Linked DNA regions of Mus musculus: regions 1, 2 and 3 are each linked to region 4. Evidence: chromatin loops called from intact Hi-C (ENCODE). Cell type or tissue: left cerebral cortex. All regions are shown on one strand. Links, peaks and the distances in the headings refer to the core of each region. The heading gives the core; the rest is flanking DNA. Region 1 has its middle 230 kb from the start of Gm41860. Region 2 has its middle 70 kb from the start of Ins1. Region 3 has its middle 200 kb from the start of AA387883. Region 4 holds the start of AA387883 (expressed sequence AA387883).

What was found. A loop is a pair of places that touch in the nucleus more often than their neighbours do. Peaks named below come from ENCODE experiments on the same cell type or tissue, not always from the same donor. Only the 100,000 strongest peaks of a DNase experiment are listed, where the experiment ranks them.
Region 1: it touches region 4 in a loop (16-fold over the local background); 9 of 42 quality-filtered maps call a loop at or near these places.
Region 2: a loop joins it to region 4, with 3 times the contacts of the local background. A loop is called at or near these places in 3 of 42 quality-filtered maps.
Region 3: it touches region 4 in a loop (8-fold over the local background); 6 of 42 quality-filtered maps call a loop at or near these places.

The regions. Positions count from the first base shown.
Region 1 is chr19:52,621,132-52,626,338 of GRCm38, reverse strand. No RefSeq gene overlaps it. Among named protein-coding and RNA genes, the nearest start is that of Gm41860, 230 kb to the right of the region's middle. In left cerebral cortex, for the core only: a CTCF peak has its summit at 2,645 (motif pointing left); DNase peaks (open chromatin) are centred at 1,761 and 2,578; H3K27ac peaks cover 809 bases.
Region 2 is chr19:52,191,793-52,196,999 of GRCm38, reverse strand. No RefSeq gene overlaps it. Among named protein-coding and RNA genes, the nearest start is that of Ins1, 70 kb to the left of the region's middle. In left cerebral cortex, for the core only: a CTCF peak has its summit at 3,009 (motif pointing left); a DNase peak (open chromatin) is centred at 2,985.
Region 3 is chr19:52,719,585-52,724,791 of GRCm38, reverse strand. No RefSeq gene overlaps it. Among named protein-coding and RNA genes, the nearest start is that of AA387883, 200 kb to the left of the region's middle. In left cerebral cortex, for the core only: a CTCF peak has its summit at 2,837; a DNase peak (open chromatin) is centred at 2,850.
Region 4 is chr19:52,920,915-52,926,121 of GRCm38, reverse strand. AA387883 (expressed sequence AA387883) reads right to left here and starts at 2,941. Exons shown (of 2, transcript NR_030678.1): 1 at 2,622-2,941; 2 at 1-549. In left cerebral cortex, for the core only: a CTCF peak has its summit at 2,969 (motif pointing right); DNase peaks (open chromatin) are centred at 1,925 and 2,913; H3K4me3 peaks cover 776 bases; H3K27ac peaks cover 403 bases.

The sequences.
Region 1 (5,207 bases), core at 1,305-3,804, 300 kb after region 4:
ACAAGCTGTGAGCCTAGATTGGGTAGGTTTGGAGCAATTCTAACTTATGCTTCAGCCATATGTCCCTGTCTCTTGCTGTTTCTCCTGGTCATGTTGCCATGGTCCATCTCCTTTCATGGAAGCCTCCTCCTCTCTCCAAATCCTTTCTTCTTTTTCTCAGTCGACATCTTTGGCCTTCAACCTTCCCCTATCTATTGCCCAATCACAGGCTTTAGCAATTATTGGGGAGCAAGGTTCATACAACAAAAGCTGGTGAGTGTGAGAATTTCCTCATTGGGGGCAACCAGATCTTAGGGACCAGTATTTAGTATTTGAATACAGAGCAGTACCAGACCAACCTCATATTTATATAAAAAATCTGGATGTGGTGGTTCAGGCAGAGATGGGAGTTTCTGCAGGACTCACTGGTCAGCTAGCCTATCTGAATTGGCAAGAGATCCTGTCTTCAAACAAAACCAAGGAAAGTATATACCATCCAGAGGAATGACACCAGGGTTGACCTCTGTTATCCATGTGTGGATATATACACAATGTGCATGCACCTTTCTCTCTCTCTCTCTCTCTCTCTCTCTCTCTCTCTTTCACACACACACACACACACACACACACACACACACACACACACACACACTTTAGGGCAGTCCTTGATCATAGATATTTTAGATACTTGATGTTTATCTCATCAAAGTCTTGAAATGATGGTCTTAGTTGAATAATAACTAAAATCCCTGTCCATTTTGCAGAGGTAATTAGAACTCTTATAGATATGATTATCTTCAAGTGTATTGGTTAATACAGTGTCAGGTCAGAGACTTCACGATTCTACCAGAAACAAGAATGCATCCTTTCTTAAAAAATTCAGAGGGAGCAAGATGACCTTCCATATAGTTTACTTTAGACTTCTGGTTTTCCAAAAGTATGAAAGGAAAATATTTATATTATTTTAAGCAATGTATTCTGTGTTAATTTGCTATAGTAATTAGCCCTGGGACACCAGTACATGTATTTGTTTTAATAAGATATTAAATTCAGAATTAAAGAACATTAGGGGAAAACAGAAAAATGAACCAAACCTTGGTTTATGTCTCTGTCCTGAAAACTAGCCTTTATTAGTTGCAATAACAGTATATATGGTTTTTGTTAGTTCCTGAAAGAGATTTATTATTATCACTGGCACTCAGCCTTTAAATCTGTTCTTGGAAACATTTTTTGGGAAGCTCTTTTTCAGTATATATACATGGGTGCATTGAGTTCTTATTTACCAAATGGAAAAATTATTGGAAACTACAGCTACCAGACAAAATAAGAAACACATTATTCTTTGTAATATTCAGAGAAATGCAACTTATAATATCAAGGGATTGTTTACCACAAGAGGATTTTGTAGAAGTATATATAGCAGGGCCTGAGTGTCTTAGCAAGCATAAATCCCAAATTACTGGCCTGTTCCTTCAGTTGGCACATTGTGGAGTTGAGGGGGGTTCATGAGATATGCATGTAATAAAATCTTTTAATCCTGAATTGCTTATTCTTATGAATAGTGACAGCCAGTGCTAGGATCAGAATGACAACACTGTCAAAAGAAAACAAACCCCCTTTTCTTTCATGTGTGACTTAGATCTTGATGTTCCCACTTAGTTTCTTGTGTATTTTCTTTTTTCTCACCCTAGGAAATCAAGGCTGTGCACCATCTTTCTAGTGCTCACTTTCCAATTAGCGCTTTTAGAGCCCTGCCAAGTCTTAGCCTGGCCTTTTTATCCTCCATTCATCTCAAGGGTTCTAAGAGCCGACTCCGGTTTCTGAAAGCTGATTTCTTACCAGTTCTTACCAGTTGAGGGCTTGCTGTTTCCAAGGAGGAGAGTCACAAGGGTTTGTCACAGGGCATGAAGTAAGAGTATGGTGTGTCTGAGATAAGAAACTCTGGAGCATATAAAAGACTGTTGAATTTACCCAGTCACCAGCTCAAGTAGGCAGTTTGCTCGAGTGACTTTGAGTGCTGACTGATTAAAGCAAACCAACGGGCATTATAAAAACATCAAGATTGTTGTGGGAATGTAAGTTTTGGAGGGTAGCCTATAGGTGAAAATATTATACACACAAACACAAACAATACAACCCCCGCTCCCCTCAACCCAGTCTCTGAACTCTCAAGTAAATACTTTTATTAATTTATTCTCTCATATACTACATCCCTATTGCAGTTCCCCCTTCCTCCATCCTCCCCTCCCCCATCTCCTCTTTCCCTATCCACTCCTCTACATTGCTTCAGAAAAGGTCAGGCCTCCCAGGGATGTCAACCAACATGGCATTTCAAGTTGCAATAAGATTAGGTAACTCCCCCATATTACAGATGGACTAGGCCTCTCAGCAGGCAGACAAGTGTCCTAAAAGCAGTCAAAAGCATCAGAAATAGCCCCTGTTTCCTTGGTTAGGACTCCCAATAAAACAACAAGGCACATAACTATAATATATATACAGAAGGCCTAGGTTAGACCCATGCAGGCTCCCTGATTGTCAGTTCAGTCTCTGTGAGCCTCTGTGAGTCTAGATTTGTTGATTCTGGAGGTTTTCTTGTGGTGTCCTTGACCTCTCTGGCTCCTACAATCCTTCCTTCCACTCTTCAGCAGGATTCCTTGAGCTCCATCTAGTGTCTGGCTATGTGTCTGCTCCCATCAGTTGCTGGATGAAGCCCCTCTGATGACAATTGGGTTAGGCACTAATCTATTTATTTTTTTCCAATTTTGTCTCTGTTCAAGATCTCTGGGATATCCAGCCTCTGGATTCTGGTTCTCTAAGCAGTGTTATCCATGGTCTTTCTCTTCTGGGCATGGGTCTCAAGCTAGACAAATTAGCCACTCCCACAAATTCTGTCACTTTTGTCTCAGCACATCATGCTAGCAGGACAAATTGTAGGAGGAAGGTTTTGTGGCTGGGTTGATGTCTCAGTCCCTCCACTGGAAGTCTTGCCTGGTTATAGGAGAAGACTGGTTCAGGCTCTGTAACTCTATTCACCAGGAGTCTTAGCTAGAGTCAGCCTCATAGATTCCTGGGAATTTCCATCGCACTAGGTTTCTACCTGGCCTCTGAATTGAACCCCCCTTCCAGTTGTCTCTCCCAGTACTCTCTTCCTTCATCCTCTCCCAACCTGATCCCTCCTGTTGCCATCTCCACCTGCCCCAAGTCCACTGGTTATATCTATTCTATTGCTCCTTCCCAGGGAGATCCATCTATCCCCTCCTTGAGTCCTCCTTCTGATTTAGCTTCTCTGGGCCCATGGGTTATAACATGATTATCCTATATGAATGATATTCACATTACATACGATGTTGTCTTTCTGGGTCTGGGTTACCTCATTGAGGATGATCTTTTCTAGTTCCATTCATTTGCCTGCAAAGTTCAAGATGTCTTGGTTTTTAACAACTGAGTAATACTCCATTGTGCAAATGTAACACATCTTTTTTTCTATCCATTCTTTGGTTGAAGGACATATAGGTTGTTTCCAGTTTCTGGCTATTTTGAGCAAAGCATAGTTGAGCATGGTGTTTGTGGTAGGCTAGAGCATATACCCTTGAAATATCTTGGAGTAATGTGACTAAGTCTTGAGGTAGATTGAGTCCCAACTTTCTGAGAAACTTCCATATTAATTTCCAAAATGGCATTTCTTCCTGTATATATTCAAAATGTCAACCCGAGAGGCATTCAGCTCTGGAGGATAAGTAGGGCTGCGTGCTGGAGAACAGTCTATTCTCATTTGCATAGCAGCAAAGTTTGGGACGGGGCAGACCTGCTTCCCAAAGTCCAAGCATCTAGGATTTTTTTCTCATTTTCATCTTTAGATGTTCATTCCACAGTGAGATATTTTGTCCTGATCTGGGACCATTTTTAGGCATTTTTCTTAAAAGAGACTACTTTAAAATTCACTTAATTTTTACGAGGCATTTGGTTTATTATACCAATAAATCTTACTTTAGTTCACCAAACACTTGCGGTGAATGTGATACGTTTATGTGGAAATTAAGTAGCACTCCATCTTCTTTGTAAGGCAGACACACATGTAAAAGGACATGGATACAGGCTGGAATTAGAGGAGGGTGGGCTTGCTGGGGGAATGCCTCTGCTGTTCTCACTGGGGAGTGTTTACTTACAGGGGAAACCTTCATAAAGATTCAGTAACTAGGCTGAACTATAAACAACACTCAGGTCTTTTTTCTTTTTTCTTTTTTTCTTCCAATTTTTTATTAGGTATTTTCTTCATTTACATTTCAAATGCTATCCCGAAAGTCCCTCTCCCCCTCACCCACCCACCCACTCCCACTCCTTGGCCCTGGTATTCCCCTGTGCTGGGGCATATAAAGTTTGTAAGACCAAGGGGCATCTATTCCTAATGATGGCCAACTAGGCCATCTTCTGCTACATATGCAGCTAGAGACATGAGCTCTGGGGTTACTGGTTCATATTGTTGTTCCACCTATGGGGTTGCAGACCCCTTCAGCTCCTTGGGTACTTTCTCTAACTCCTCCATTGGGGGCCCTGTGTTCCATCCAATAGCTGTCTGTGAGCATCCACTTCTGTGTTTGCCAGGCACTGGCATAGACTCACAAGAGACAGCTATATCAGGGTCCTTTCAGCAAAATCTTGCTGGTGGATGCAATAGTATCTGCGTTTGGTGGCTGACTATGGGATGGATCCCCGGGTGGAGCAGTCTCTGGATGGTCCATCCTTTTGTCTCAGCTCCAAACTTTGTAACTCCTTCCATGGGTGTTTTGTTCCCAATTTTAAGAAGGGACGGAAGTGTCCACACTTTGGTCTTCTTTCTTCTTGAGTTTCATAACACTCTGGTCTTAAGTACAGGGCTGAGGTGATGGTCTGGACTGAGTGCAGGATTCCTAGAAGATGATAAAATGTGAGCATAAAGTTAAAATATTCTGAGTATATTAAAGGACTAAATGTGAAAGCAAACGTTTTAAACATCTGGGAGAAATATAGAAGACTATTATATCACAACTGGGAAGAATTCATCTTCATGGCAAAACAAAACAAAACAAAAATAACCAAAAATCATAAAGAGAAAGGTTTCAGACATTTGATTTCATTAAATGGGCTGGGGAGATGGCACAACTGGGAGAGTTCCTGCTGTGCAAGCATGAAGAACTGAGGTCCATGCTCAGCACCTGCGTAAAAAACAGGTCACAATGATGCATGCCTAT
Region 2 (5,207 bases), core at 1,753-4,252, 730 kb after region 4:
AGCAAGACTCCAAGATACAGTAAAATGTTGGATCTTGTCAAAGTCTCATATGACAGCAGATGCTGGCAAGGATTAGAGAAAGAATAACACTCCTCTATTGCTGGTGGGATTACAAGATGGTACAACCATTCTGGAAATCAGTCTGGCATTTCCTCAAAAAATTGGACATAGTATTACCTAAAGATCCAGCTATATCACTCCTGGGCATATATCCAGAAGATGCTCCAACATGGAATAAGGACACATGCTCCACTATGTTCATAGCATCTTTATTTATAATAGCTTAGAAGCTGGAAAGAACCCAGATGTCCCCCAACAGAGGAATGGATACAAAAAAATATGGTACATTTATATAATGGAGTACTACTCAGCTATTAAAAGCAATGAATTCATAAAATTTTTAGGCAAATAGATGGAACTAGAAAATACCATCTTGAGTGAGGTAACCCAATCACAAAAGATAACACTTGGTATACTCTCACTGATAAGTGGATATTAGCCCCAAAGCTCCAAATATTCAAGATACAATTCACAGACCACATGAAGCTCAAGAAGAAGGAAGACCAAAGTGTGGATACTTTGGTCCTTAGAATGGGGAACAAAATACCCATGGGAGGAGATACAGAGACAAAGTGTGGAGCAGAGATTGAAGGAAAGGCCATCCAGAGACTGCCCCACATGGGGATCCATCTCATATACAGTTACGAAACCCAGACACTATTGTGTATGCCAAGAAGTGCTTGCTGACAGGAGCCTGATATATTGTCTCCTGAGAGGCTCTGTTAGTTCCTAACAAAGACAGAGGCAGATACTTGCATCCAATAATTGGAATGAGCACAGGGTCCCCAATAGAGCAATTATAGAAAGGACTGAAGCATCTGAAGCGGTTTGCAACCCCATAGTAAGAACAACAATATGAACCAACCAAATTCCCCAGAGTTCTAGGGAACCAAACTAACCACTAACCAAAAAGCACACATGGCAGGGCCCATGGCTCCAGCTGCATATGTAGCAGAGGATGGCCTTGTCAGGAATCAATGGGAAGAGAGGCCATTGGTCTTGGGAAGGCTCAGTGTAGGGGAATTCGAGGTTGGGGAGGCCAGAGTGGATGGGTAGGGGAGCACACTTATAGAAACAGGGGTAGGAGGGATAGGATAGGGGTTTTCAGAGGGGAAACCAGAAAAGGGGATAACATTTGAATTGTATATAAGTAAAAATCTAATAAATAATAATAATAATAATACTCGAATACAAGATGCAAGGACTAATGCCCTGTCTTGCAAATGACACATCTACTCAATGATGCAGGATCAGGCCCCCTCTTGTTTGTTGCATTGCCTTTGGTAAGATGTTAGTTAAATCCCAGCACTCTGAAAGTTTGAATGCATTGACTGTATATTTTCTGTTACCCTATTATTCTCCTTCTGAACAGAATTTACGATGATAACAATCATCTTCCTTGTTCTGAAGTTTGCCACTTGACTGAAGCAAACAACTCTACTCCCTTTCCTTTCAGAGCTGAGGCAGTTTCCCTGAGGGCTGTGAATCAGTATTGGGGAATCACTCGTTCACATGACTGTGTGTGGTCACATTGTCTGTGAGCTGCAAGCCCAACAGGAATGGGGATTTTCCAACTTTAGCTGATTCTTATGGTCTTTTATGGCTGAGCACCAATGAAAATGCCCAGGAGAACAAGGCAGAATGCATACTATTTTCTTCCACTTAATCTTGGATGTCATATTACGTCACTTTTCTTATTAAACTCAGCCTGTCAGGATTAACCTTATGAAAAAGGATCATGGACACCACCATTTCATAATTCCCATTAAAGCTTTATGATAAAACAAGTGGAGTAAGTAAAGAAAACGCAAGGTTACAAAAAATTTTACCCAGACACAACTGAAAGGCTTTAGTTTTGGATGAGTAACAATTACTGAATTTTCAGAGTACCCACCATTGAAAGCACATTTAAGCTATGTTAGAAACAAGAAATAGGGTCATACTTTATGACTGTAATTTATATTGGATATGGTTTATTTGTTAATTAAATAGATTTATTATACGTCTTAGATGTGCCAAGGAGTTAGAATTTCATTTAACTACAAATACACAAACAGTGTGGCTTTCTTATTTTTCTCCTTGTCTTGCCTGTTCCCTCCCAGGGAGTGAAGGCACTACTTTGCATCTCTGATTTTACCATGGGACATTCAGCCTATGGTCTGAGTGCAAAGAGAAAACAGGACACTCTCAAACTTCTTACACACACACACACACACACACACACACACACACACACACACACACACACACACACACACAAACATGCATATGTGCACACACCTACAACACTGCTAATATGTTCCTAGATTCCAGAATAAGAACTCCTGACTTCGTCTGGTCCCAGAGGATTGCAGATCTTGATGAGGTCGCTCTCTAGTGCATCCCTTGTGACATGTGCCTATTTGGGATGGGGGAAGGATTGTAGGAAGCAGTGACCAGGAGAGGAGTAGTGACCAGGATGTAAAGTGTGTAAGAAAAAAAAAATTAAAAAGAAAAAGAATAAATAGAAATGTTAAGCATTTACCTTCAAATACAAAGCCTTTCTCTCACTGACCCTTCCTGCTTAAGCAGAGTCCATATCCAGAGCTTTTTCCCACAGTTGCTCTGCAGGGATACCTAAAATGTCATCCAGACTGGGGATCTAGTGATGAAGAGTGAGTTCCAGGACAGCCAGGGCTATACAGAGAAACCCTGTCTCAACAAACGAAAAACAAAAACAAAAACAAAACAAAACAAAATGAAACAAAAAACAAAAAGAAAGAAAGAAAAAAAAAAGAAAAAAAAAAGAAATGAAGAGTGGGGAAAACTGGCCACACCACACTGTCTTTCTAGCTATGCTGAGCAGGGACTGTGCTGGTCTTCACAACGCTCATGGGTGATCCTACTGGGCTTAAGTTCTCTGCATCAGCAGGTTCCTCCAGAGCCAAGCTCCCATCCTGCCATCTGCTGGCAGAGTTTTCAGGAGAATGAAGGATGATGCCAATAAAATATCCTGCACCAAGAGAGTAAAGCCCAGCTAGACCCTCCCAAAAGGAGCTGAAGCTAACCAGCTATAGGTTTGATCCGCTAAGAGACTTACCACACATACAAGCTATGGTGCACTCATGTCTTCAAAACATGATAGAATAAGACATTTCAAAGCCATGTAGAACCAGTAGGGCAAAAGACTCACAACTAGATACAAAGTGATGGCAGTGGGTAAGTCAGCAAGTATCAAAGATAGATATGATTGGGGGGAAGTTTTTAGATGTAAGAGTTTCTGTAGACTAAAACCCTTTGCTGCCATTCTTTGGACATAATTATCAGCTAAGAAAGCTATACTCATCCACCTCAGGTCCACCGTTTTCAAAAGCCAAGCATCCAGGGAGGTTCTAAGGAACAGACACACTTAATTCCAGTTTGCTTACTAGACAACCTACAGTCCCACCAGACTGGTACCTTTTCCTGTTTCCAGTGGCCTCAACCCTTTTCAGAAACATGCTGTTTTCCTTAGTTGTACCTCTCTTTTGCTTCAAGTCAAATTCGCACACATTGCAACATGGTCATCTGCTGCTCATTTTAAGTTCCTTGGGGCAAATAGGCCAACATTATACATGCTAATCATGGTAATAACATTTCGGGTGAGATCATGTACTGTTGCCAGGCAGTTCTGACTTTATGTCAAAGGTTAGGCTTTTACACCATTCTCAGAGTAGTCTAATCAAATAATTGAATCAGAAATTCTTTCCATTTAAATTTGAAAGACTATTGTCTTCACGTCCTAACTCACACTCCCATCTTTTCTATCATCACTATAAAAGGTAATCTTGTAATTTCAACCTGAATCATTTCACACTAATTGAATAACTTTCTGGCTACTTTAGTAATTAATCAAAGTTCCGTATTTAAGTGGGAAAATGAAGTTTATGAAATGGGTAAAACTTGAAGAGACAAGTTTGAGAACTTCAGAAGTTTGGATTTGAATTACACTTTCTTTTTAATGCCACCTGAATTAGAACTGGATGGCATAGCTCTGGGTTGGGCACCCATTTATGTATTTTGAAAGAAACACCTTGAAAAGGTGAAGGAGAAGGCCTTCTCTTCTCTTCTCTTCTCTTCTCTTCTCTTCTCTTCTCTTCTCTTCTCTTCTCTTCTCCTCTCCTCTCCTCTCCTCTCCCCTCCCCTCCCCTCCCCTCCCCTCCCCTCCCCTCCCCTCCCCTCCCCTCCCCTCCCCTCCCCTGCCCTCCCCTCCCCTATCCCCTCACCTCCCCTCCCTATCCCTTCTTCCCTCCCCTTTTCTTTTTCTTTTCTTTTCTTTTCTTTTCTCTTTCTTTCTTTCTTTCTTTCTTTCTTTCTTTCTTTCTTTCTTTCTTTCTTTCTTTCTTTTTTAACTCTGAAAGAAATGCAAGGTAAGGGACTAGGCTTAAATATAAAGAAATTAATTTTTTTCTGGACTTCTGATTTATGAAAGTGTCTGCTTCCTACAAATGAAAATTTATTTTAAAATAAATTTCTTACTGAGGAAAGAAAGTACTTTATAGTGTTCTTTGAATTTTTCTTCTCTGATGAGCTCAGGAACTGCCCTGAGAGTTGAAAGTGGTTTCAAATTCTACCTTAAAATGTATTTTGAGCAAAAAAAAAAAAAAAAAAAAAAAAAAAAAAAAAAAATCCATATCAGCAAACATAATGGCTGTAATTGCTGGAAAAGATGCATATTTTAGGGTAAATATGCTCTTCTTGATGTACAGGAGAGCTCGACTCTGCTTAACATTAATCATCTTTCAGTTTGGATTCATCAAGTGGCTGCCACATGCCCGTATCCCAGGGCACAATGCTGATAAGCAATGCTGATGTGATGCCCTCTTGCAGAAAGTTAGGCGTGTGTAAGCAGGGCGAAGACAGCCCTGCTACTGGATTATAACTCAGGAAGAGCACAGCCTCTCTTCAGCATTTGGAATTCACTTCTTTACCTCTTCCAGCTTTCTTCAATTTCCTGCTCCTTTCCTCTGCTCTCCTTATGAGGCCACTGGAGAAAGCTAGAGGCTGCTGGCAAGGGCAATGTGCACTATTTACTCCTATGAGTTAGGGAGTCCCACAGTCTCCTACAGGGGAAACGTAAACCTGCCCAGAATAAAGCCAGCATCCCAGTCATGGGGTACAGTAGAACA
Region 3 (5,207 bases), core at 1,778-4,277, 200 kb after region 4:
GCTGCATATGTATCAAAAGATGGCCTAGTCGGCCATCACTGGAAAGAGAGGCCCATTGGACACGCAGACTTTGTGTGCCCCGGTACAGGGGAACGCCAGGGCCAAAGTGGGGGAGTGGGTGGGTAGGGGAGTGGGGGTGGGTGGGTAAGGGGGACTTTTGGTATAGCATTGGAAATGTAAATGAGCTAAATACCTAATAAAAAAAAATAAATAAAAATTGAAAATGCTCATCTCCTTTTAAAAGGGGGCTTTTTCTATCTTTTAATGTGAACTAGTCAAACCTGTCTGTTAAAATAGAAACTAACTAGATACTTCCATGTCCACATAGCCAGGATATTATAGATTATAAAATCAAGGAAGCCTATGTTTCATTTTCTTTTTCTTTATTATAGCATAAAAAGCATAAAGTATAAAGCGCACAAAGAAAGGGCTCTGTATACAGATTTCATCTGTTTCTTAGGTTAGTTAAGTTGGCTTCTTTTCCATACCTTCCCTCGACCACTGAGACATTTATTATATGTTATTTTCACATCTCTGAACTTTCAAACGTAAACCCTCACAAGGAAACCTAAACAAATGAAATGAAACCCATTTGCCCTCCACATCCAAAATGCATTTCACCTTTGCCTCAAGGATGTCTTTGTTTTCATTATTACTAAAAATGTCGGGAATATTTTTGCTTGCTGGGAGCACAGATTTTCCGCCCATTTTTCAGTCTTACTCAGAACCTCTCACTGTATATTTTATGAGTTATAGAAAACTCTTGGTTGTACTTCTTAAAATTAACGATCTCTGAAGCTAATGTGGGCCCTCAGCACAATGATTTTTTTTTCACCCCTGCCGTGTTGGGAACTTACAGGCAGGGGTGTAATAAGAAAAACATTTGTAGATGAAGATATACTCGCCGGATCTTTTGAAACAGAATTTTAGAAACAGAGGCTTACAGAGGATGCAAATTTGAGTTTCCTCAGGCACTAATGTCATGATCCTGTTTTCATCTTGGGTGGTGTAGACCATGAGTTATTTTAATCCTTTTCAAATTCTCCCCCTCTTGGTACTTTTGGAAGCATGTAGTTAGAATATAACGTTGAAATCTGAGTTGAGTGCCGTGAACTCTTCATTTGCCTTTGCTATCAGGGTCCCGTGAGCTTCTTATTTTGCACGTCCGCAGTGTGGATGACTTTGCTTATAGATGGAAAAATTGAATGTATGTTGTGGGAAATATCTAGAGCTAGCCCCTGTGTCAGGTGATCTCACTCTCTTGGTCTCTCAGCCCGCCAACTCGCCAGCCCTGCTAGGCCACATGGCTCCCACAAGGCCATCTCTTGGATGGGCCCCCGAATTCCTCTTGCTTTCATGCAATGCCCACGCACCCCTGGTTAGCCATCTCAACACCTAATTACCTGGTAGAATCATGACTCTTAATGCTTAATTGGACTATCGGATTTATGAATCAATAATAACACAATTTATAAAATGCCAATGCAATAATTTCAGAGCCAACTGATAATAATAAAGCTTTAACCCAATTATTCTAACCTTTTGATAGCACCACGTCGGTCTCCATTCTGGTTCTCTCCTCCAGAGAACTCTCTCTCTCTGTCTCAACTCATCGCTCCGCCCTCCTTCTCCTATCCAATCACAAGCCTCCCACTGCTTTAACGTGACTGGACAAGGAAAATCCTGCAATAAGTGTGTCCATAGGAATATAGAGCAAAAACGACGTCAAGAAGTAGTTGCATTAGAGGCATGTGGATTTCTGAGTTCAAGGCCAGACTGGTCTACAGAGTGAGTTCAAAACAAACAAAACAAAACAAAACAAAACAAAACAAAACAAAACAAAACAGAAGTAGTTGCATTCGAGGACTTGGGAATTTACATACAAAGAGTTGTTTCTTTTCTAATTCATGTCCACAAAGACAGAGAGGGTGACTGCTTTTGTTTGAATCTGAATTGCCCCCATTGCTTATGTATTTGAATATATGGTCACCCAAATAACTCTTCCTTAAAATTAATTAATACACTAATTGTGAGATTTAAGTAGAATGCAATGTCAGGAAATGGTTAGTACAAGAGCTAAGACCTGCAAAGTACTCAATAAACACCACCACCACCTCTTCAATCGTCACCACTATCCCTCACCATCACCAGCAGCAGCAGCACCACCATCATCACCATCGTCACCACCACCATCATCAAAGATAGCAGAAGGCACATTCTTCTTGTATGTAAATCATCATGTGCCACCTAAAGGAGTTTGGGAAGTATCTTTTTGAAGGCGACCTTAGTGTCAACAGGAAACTTATAGGAAAACAACTCCCTTTGGTTTATTGTTGAGATCGTAATTTGATTCCAACATCTCTCCCTTCCCTTTACTCCCTCCAAATCCTCTCCTGTGTCCATCCCTGCTGTCCTACCAGTTCCTGACCTCTTTTTTCCCAATAATTGTTATTTCATGCATATATGTACTATGTACATAGGCACTCCAAAATACAACCTGCTGAGTCCATACAATGCTACCTGCATGTATGTTTTCAGGGTGGATAGTTTGGCACTGAGTAACTAATTGGTGTGCTCTTTCCTGTAGGACACAGCCTCTCTTGCTCCCAGTTTTACACAGCTGCCTGTAGTTCTTTGCATAGGCCTTTCCCAGTCCAGCCTGGTGGAATCATTAGTGTCCTCTCTGTTTGGCTCACATCATTTTTGGTCATGCTGGTCAGACATTACAAGTATAGCTTCTAATGTCACCAGGAGACACAATCTCACAGGAAACTTGGGATCCCTCTGGCTCTTAAATTATTCTCTTCTCCTGTTCCACAGTGCCCCCTGTGGGGAAGGACTGGAAAAACAACTCCATACAGATTGAGTTTAGGATTCTAGATAGAGCAATTTCCAGGGTGATGTCTGGAGGAAATCAGGTGATGGTGTGTATTGAAAAGGAATTGGCTCCATGAAGATCTGGTCATTCTTTCTCTACTATATTTGAGACAGCCTCGCTCAAAAGTGAAGTCTGGAGTTCCAGCACTGTCTACTTTCCCCTCTGGGTAGCTAAGTCCTTTATGTACAGAGCTGATCTGTAGGGAGGGAAGCTTAGCTGGGGCTGGTGGGATCTCCGTCAGCGATGCGTGTGCAGGCAATAAACACACTAGCAAACCCCTTGGGAGAACTGGTTTAGTTTACTGGGGAGGACAGGGGCTACTTATGCCCCTGGGGAGATGGGCAGGGTCTCTAGGGAAAGATTTGTGTGGAAGGCGCTTCATCTATATACTCAGGGGCTGTAGGGTGGGAGTCTGGGGGAATCTTGTAAGTTTAAAGAAGGAGTGAAGCCTGATAGCTCTCAGGGTAATAAATTCTTGCTAGGGTTGATGGTGAGGGGAGCCAGGTTTATGGCACCAGGTTGGCAGTGGGGAGGGAGTCAATTCCTGACATTCTCATAACTGAGGTTTCTGGGGTTGAAGAAGACTTGGGTTTCAATTCCCAGTGCCGATACAGAGGCACACAACCATTTATAACCCCAGCCACGGGGGTTCTGATGTGTACACAAATGTGTACTGGCTTCTGTGTACACAGCACACATGTGGTACCCAGACATCCACTCAGACAAAACACCCATCATCACAGACAATAAATAAAATTAAAAAGAAAAAAGCAATAAGCACATAAGAGAATCATCATTGAGCCTACTGAGTGTGTGCCAGACATGGATCTGGATATTTCGTGTGTAATATATCATTTAATCCTCACATAAACCACAGTATTGTATATAAAGATTTAATTTTTTATTGTGTGTGTGTGTGTGTGTGTGTGTGTGTGTGAGTGTGTGTGAGTGTGTGTGTGTGTGAGTGTGTGTGTGTGTGTGAGTGTGTGTGTGTGTGTGTGAGTGTGTGTGTGTGTGTGAGTGTGTGTGTGTGAGTGTGTGTGTGTATGTGTGTGTGTGTGAGTGTGTGTGTGTGTGTGTGTGTGAGTGTGTGTGTGTGTGTGTGTATGTGTGTGTGAGTGTGTGTGTGTGTGTGTGTGAGTGTGTGTGTGTGTGTGTGAGTGTGTGTGTGAGTGTGTGTGTGTATGTGTGTGTGTGTGTGTGAGTGTGTGTGTGTGAGTGTGTGTGTGTGTGTGTGAGTGTGTGTGTGTGAGTGTGTGTGTGTATGTGTGTGTGTGTGTATGTGTGTGTGTGAGTGTGTGTGTGTGTGTGTGTGTGTGTGTGTGTGTGTGTGTAAGGTAATGTCACATTCATGCAGCTTCCCAATGGAGGCCAAAATAAGCCACTGGATTCTTTGGTACTGTAGTTATTGGTGATTATAAGCTATAGCATATGGGTGCTGGGAACCAAACTAGGGTTCTCTGGAAGGGCAGTGTGCTCTATTAAAGATGGAGCCATCTCTCAAACCTCTAAATTCCAACACTGTGAATCAGGAAGTTGGTTTGCCTAACCCTCTACCAAATTCCTGGGGGACTGCCATCACACTTACTCCTTCTCATAACAGGTGGGCCTCAAGTTCATTTTCTGCCTTCTTCTACCTGGAGTTCAGAGGAAACAACTGTGCCTGTAATCCAGTAGAATAAAACATGGCTGTCTGGCTTATTGAATTTCTGTCCAAACAGCCAAAGTATTAACAGTGGTAAAAAGAGAAGAAATGCTGTATAGAGACTTCCTGCTCTAACGTGGAGGCAAATCTACAATCAAGAGAGAAACCAAAGCATCAATAAAGGTAGTGCACTATGAGGTTAGGGGCTTCATTAAAAGTCCACATATCAAAGTTTGTTACAACAGGAACTTCTGTACTAGCAGCTTTGGAGTATGTAGACATCTACTAGACACTGTAGCTACCTCTGTTCTCACAGACACAATCAATGGAACCATTTTCAAACACAGACCAGTGACAAGCGCATTACAAGTGACTCATGTAGCCAAAGACCATGTATCCAGAGAGCAATTCCTGTCTCCAGATGAGACCAGAGATGCCAAATAAATTCATCAGGAACACGTTTGTCTATTAAATACAACTCTGATGTCTGTGAGATAATGTGCTGTAATTAAAGCCACAGGTGTTTATTACTAAATTAAAATGCGTAGGTGTTCCCAAAGTTGTGTATTAACCTTATACATTTTATCATTTCACAGCAGGATTCTGCTTAGATTATATTTTCATAATTAAGCAGCCGCAAGATGAAGGAGTTACCTTTCAAAGCACAAGTCAAAGCATTAATTA
Region 4 (5,207 bases), core at 1,439-3,938:
TTTTTTCTGATATTTTTACTGGTTTGAACAAGAATAGGAGAAGTGTTGAACATTGCGTTGTACAGGAGACTAGCTCTGAAGCTTTCTCTCAAAAGCCTTAGTGACTGCACTAAGAGAATTGATGAGAATAACAAGAGAAGGGAGTCACGACTGCCCAAAATATCTCCGCAGGTGAATGTGGCTGACCTTCTGAGGCAGAATTCTGGAAACTGTCAGAGGCAATGCAGCATCGCTGTGCAGCCCCATGCAGCCAGAAGTCGTGGCCATGCCACAGCCTCTGTGGCTCTGCCTTTTCTCTTAGCAGTTGGTATGGAGACATGCAACGGTTGCGAGAGATGCCCGAGCAAAGCCTGCTGGCTCTTCTTATTCCGGCCTTGGCTGATGGAGCTCTCCAGCCTCCTCTCTTAGGCCCGTGTTGTCTTACTTCCTAATAAGTCAATGGTGCACATGCCATGATGTGCACGTGTGTCCATACCATGATGTGCACATGTGTCCATCCTTTCTGTGGCCATGGCTTCAATCACAAGAAACCCCATTCTTAATTTGGTCCTTTAAGGGAAGAAAAGTGATCTGATTTATTTTGGAAGGTTTCACATACTTTTTTTTTATTAGCTATTTTCTTCATTTACATTTCAAATGCTATCCCGAAAGTCCCCTATACCCTTCACCTCCCCTGCTCCCCAACCCATCCACTCCTGCTTCCTGGCCCTGGCATTCCCCTGTACTGGGGCATATGATCTTCACAAGACCAAGGGCCACTCCTCTCATTGATGGCCTACTAGGCCATCTTCTGTCACATATACAACTAGAGACACAGTTCTGGGGGGGGGGTACTGGTTAGTTCATATTGTTGATCCTCCTATTGGGTTCCCAACACATACATTTTTAAAGCAGGATTTGCACCACACAAAAGACAATGGCTGTGGGATGGTAAACTATGCCAGGAAGCTTGGTGGGTAGAGCAGGTTGAGACCCTGGAAACTCACACCTGAGACGGTAGGCGCCTCCCTTCTCCCTGCCAGATTCCTGGCCCTGGAACACATGCCACACTTCCCACATAAGGAAACATGACTTGTGGCCAGAACAGAGTTCTCCAAGCTACTGAGATACCTAAAGGCCCCGAGGATTTAGCCAATAAGCTCTCCTTCTCAGACATTCCTCCCTGCAAAAGGTTCACCCTGAGAAGTTGGGATGGTATGCATCCATTTTCCCACGATGAACAGTCAATAAAGAGTTTAGAACCACGGACTGTCTCTTTCATCAAGATCTGCCATGGGGAGCCACGGAGAAGGTATTAGACTGTCGAGCCGCAGTTAATCTGTAGAAAGCCTTTCTGTGCTCCCAGCCACAACCACCACCAAGCTAAGAACAATCACAGCTGAGCTAAACCGGAGTTCCCCATTGCCCCTGGCCAGGCTAGTCACAGTCCTCAGCTCAACCCCCAGACTCTGCTCTCAACTCTTCATGACTCAGCAACACCTAGATGTCCAGGAGTTTGGGAGCACCTGGTTCCAGTCCTATCAGGGGCCTGTGGACATTTCATTCCTGACTTCTCTGTGCATTCCTCCAGGAACAACTGCCCCCTGTCCCGCCCCCGGAAGTCAGGGAATACATCTTTCTCACATCTCAGACTAAGTTTCCTAGCCTGGGAGCAGTGTCTCTGTGTTTCCCCAAAGCCCAGCACCCAGCCGGTGCAGGCCTGGGATAAACGCCGTCAAACTCACCGAAAGGCCTTCCCAAAGGCTGTGCCCTGTGGCAGGGCAGAACGCTGACTCACAGTCTGCTAAGATCTTTCCCCGTTGTGCACTATTCTGAATAATGTACTTTCCTTTCCGCTGTTCCACGCAGGCTTCTGTGAGTGTCACCAGTCTCGAGCCTCATTGGCTTCCTTCTGTTTTCTCCCTGCCTGGAAGCCCAGAGCCTCTATCCATTCTGTTCTCTTAGTTCAGAGTGAGTTTCCTCCTAATCTTTTGGTTAAGTTTCTACCCACTTTCCCAAGGGCTTGGCCATCCTTCAATGCAGCCTTGCAGAGCTGTTGGTAGTGTGAGCTTCATAGGCAGAGAGCCCGGATTTGTGCCCAATTACTGCTTACAATTACCCTAAGAAATCCAAAACCATCTAGGCATTAATTTTGTCATCTGTATAATGGGAGTATCTCAGAGACTTAGACATGTAACCCAGGGGGAGTCTGGGTAAATGGCACTGCTGGTACAAGATTTAATTCTCTAAGCACTCAGATAGAATAAAATCCCAACTGTGCCTGCTCATTATCTATGGGCAACATTTACAATAAAATCAGTGGGCAAGTTATTCTCACAAGCTCTAGCTTTGAGTATGCTAGGGATGTGAGAGCGTGCGACCAGGAGAGAGCGTGCGACCAGGATGCGTTCGAACTGTCAGGAATAAATCTAATAATTAATAATAACAATAAATCTACAGCTATGGGAGAAAACTACAATGATACAAACCAATTGTATTTGGAGCTAATGGCATAACTAGATTTAAAACAAAACAAAACAAAACAAAACAAAACACCAAAAACAACTTAAAAACGACCAGAAAATGAGGTAAGGACGAATTACGCTAATTCTAGCAACCGCTGTGCTGAGAGGAGAACTTACCAGAAAGGAAACAGCATTCGCTGTACATCTCAATCCCTAGGCAAGCGGCAGGTGTTCCCGCGAACCCCAGGGGCCCAACTGAGAGCAGTGTTCGCCTGAGGGAGCTTTGCAGACTTGACTTGCTGCGGGTAGACAGATCTGAAAAGGCCTGCGAGTTTAGGCCCCACGGATGTTCAAAACTCACCAGACAAAAGTGCATTCTAAGACAAAGCCCCACAGTGAGTAGAAAGAACTGCTGGGCATAAGATCCAACGTGAATGGCAGGAGGTCAACAGAGACGAAGAAGAAAGGCAGGCTTTCATGAAAGCGAGCCAGACAGTGAGGAAAAGGACAAGGTACGGCGAGCATTCCGCGGAGCCGGCAGAAGAGGGCGCTCCCGAGCCATGGAAACGATCCCATTTCATATTTAAAAAAAAAAAAAAACCAAAACAAAAAACACCCAAAACAAAAAACCACCAACAACCCAAACCCACACAATGTAAGATTAAGATCTGATAACATAAAAAAGATGCTAGAAATAAAAAGAAGGGAATAAGGAACATGATAACGTTTCTGCAAACAATTAAAGCATGCCGGAAATAACATGTTTACAAAGTTGAAGGCGCATCCTCTCAAGAGCAGAGCGGAGCAGGCTGAGGAATTTTTCAGGTCGCTTGCAGAAGGGATCCGGTAGGAAACTGTTGTGTTTTTTAATCCCCTCCCCTAGAAAAAGACACCTAAGGTGTCAGGTAGGCAAGGAGCTTAGTTTTAAGTTGACCAGAGCTTTAATGACCATCAAGAGCAGAAGGCTGGATCTTGGATGGATAATGGAGCCAAGAATGGACTCCAGAATACAAGAGTCAAGAGGAGTGCAACCAGGCCAGAAATCAAGTAGAAAACAGAATTGGGAAGTGCTTTGGGAAAGTGTTTATACACGCTGTTAGAGCTCTTTCAATCTCTCTTAATAGTTGATGCATGAACAGCCCACAGGAACATTAAAATGGCTTAAAGTCACAGACTATGTGACTACATTCATGGACGATCGGTGCCTAAAGGGAGGGAGGGAGTGACTTGAAACAGGGTGCGATCAAGATCAGTACAGAGGCAGGGGGTCTGGTTGTGTGTGCTGTCTTTACTAGAGAGACCTGCAGTGGGTGTTTCTGTCCCCTTAAGCCCGCCCTGATCTGTTTCTGCCTCCTTAAACCCACACTGATGTGTCTTACCTGCCCTTCCTTTGGACCACTGAGGTCATACGCTTGAGCAACTGCGCATGCTCACTGTAATCCCCAGCCCTTTATCCCACCATTTTCTCCACATTCGCGGTGCTCTCAGGTCCTTCTCACTGGGTTAGGCTCCGGCTGTGTCCACACACATGGAAAGGTCTCTGATGTCAGCATCTCCCTTCTCTGGACTCCAGCGGCATCACAGACTCTGAAATCCTACCTATAGGTCAATAATTGCCCGATATGTTTTCCTATCTCTGACCTTTCTTAGCAATTCCTCCTGCTTTCCTGACATTTCTACTTGGATATCTAAAAGACTCTTTATATATTTATCCTACCAACCCCCCACAACATAGGATTCTTTTCTCCCCATTCCTTCCATTCTTTCTCCTGTATTTACTAGCGAGTCTTCCTAAAAGCTAGTTTCTTTTCCTGAAATACCACACTTCACCTGTCAGGATACTATGGTGTCTTCTTTCTGAGCGGAACACCGTATCCGTCAACGACTCTGCATTTCTGCTAAGGAACCTTAGTGCTACAAACCATCCCTGCAAGGCAGCTGTCTCACAACTGCTCCCGAGCTTGCCCAGTACCTCGGTCTGTGTCCTCACAGTAGCTGGCACGACCATTCATGCTTGAGTGTTTTCTTACTGTACTTGGGAGAGAAAAACTTTCACGAGTGTGATGTATTGCTTGTTTATCTCTATCTGCTCGCCACGCTGGCCTTCATTAGGTAACTGGAAACTGTAAAGGATCTTTAGGATGAAAAGCTATGAATATCTCTCTCTCTCTCTCTCTCTCTCTCTCTCTCTCTCTCTCTCTCTCTCTCTCTCTCTCGCTTGGTGCAGGAGTGACTGTAAAGTCCCTGTGCCTGATGGGCTGAGGGTATGTTTGAGGGGCCAGATGAATGGTAGGACATAGACCAGAAGTATGAAGAGAGGGAACGTCCCTGAGGGGTTTAACCACCATATTTAGGGGATTTCACCGGTCGACTCATTAGATTGGCTGCCGACTACAATTCCGCTCTTAACGATTGGCTCCTTTAGACTTAGGGCGTGGCCATAGTCAAAGGGAGGAAACAGCAGGAAGAACATTCTTCTGGTCCTTTGGTGTAATGATGTCTCTGAGAACAGAAGCATGGGGATGGGGTGGGGTGGGTGGGTTCCTGTACATGAGTCCTTGGTGAAAGGAAGATACTAGGGACTTCTGGCTTGGGCCCATTGCCCATTGCTTCCATAGGAGTAGAAGAATCAAATATCTCCTGATTTCTCCTATTGGTCCAAGCCTTCCTCTTGTCTGGAGGGTCAGAAACTCAGGGATAGCTCCCACCCCCAATTCAGGAAATAATAGCTACCAAGGGGCCTTTGTAAGAAGAGTCAGGGGG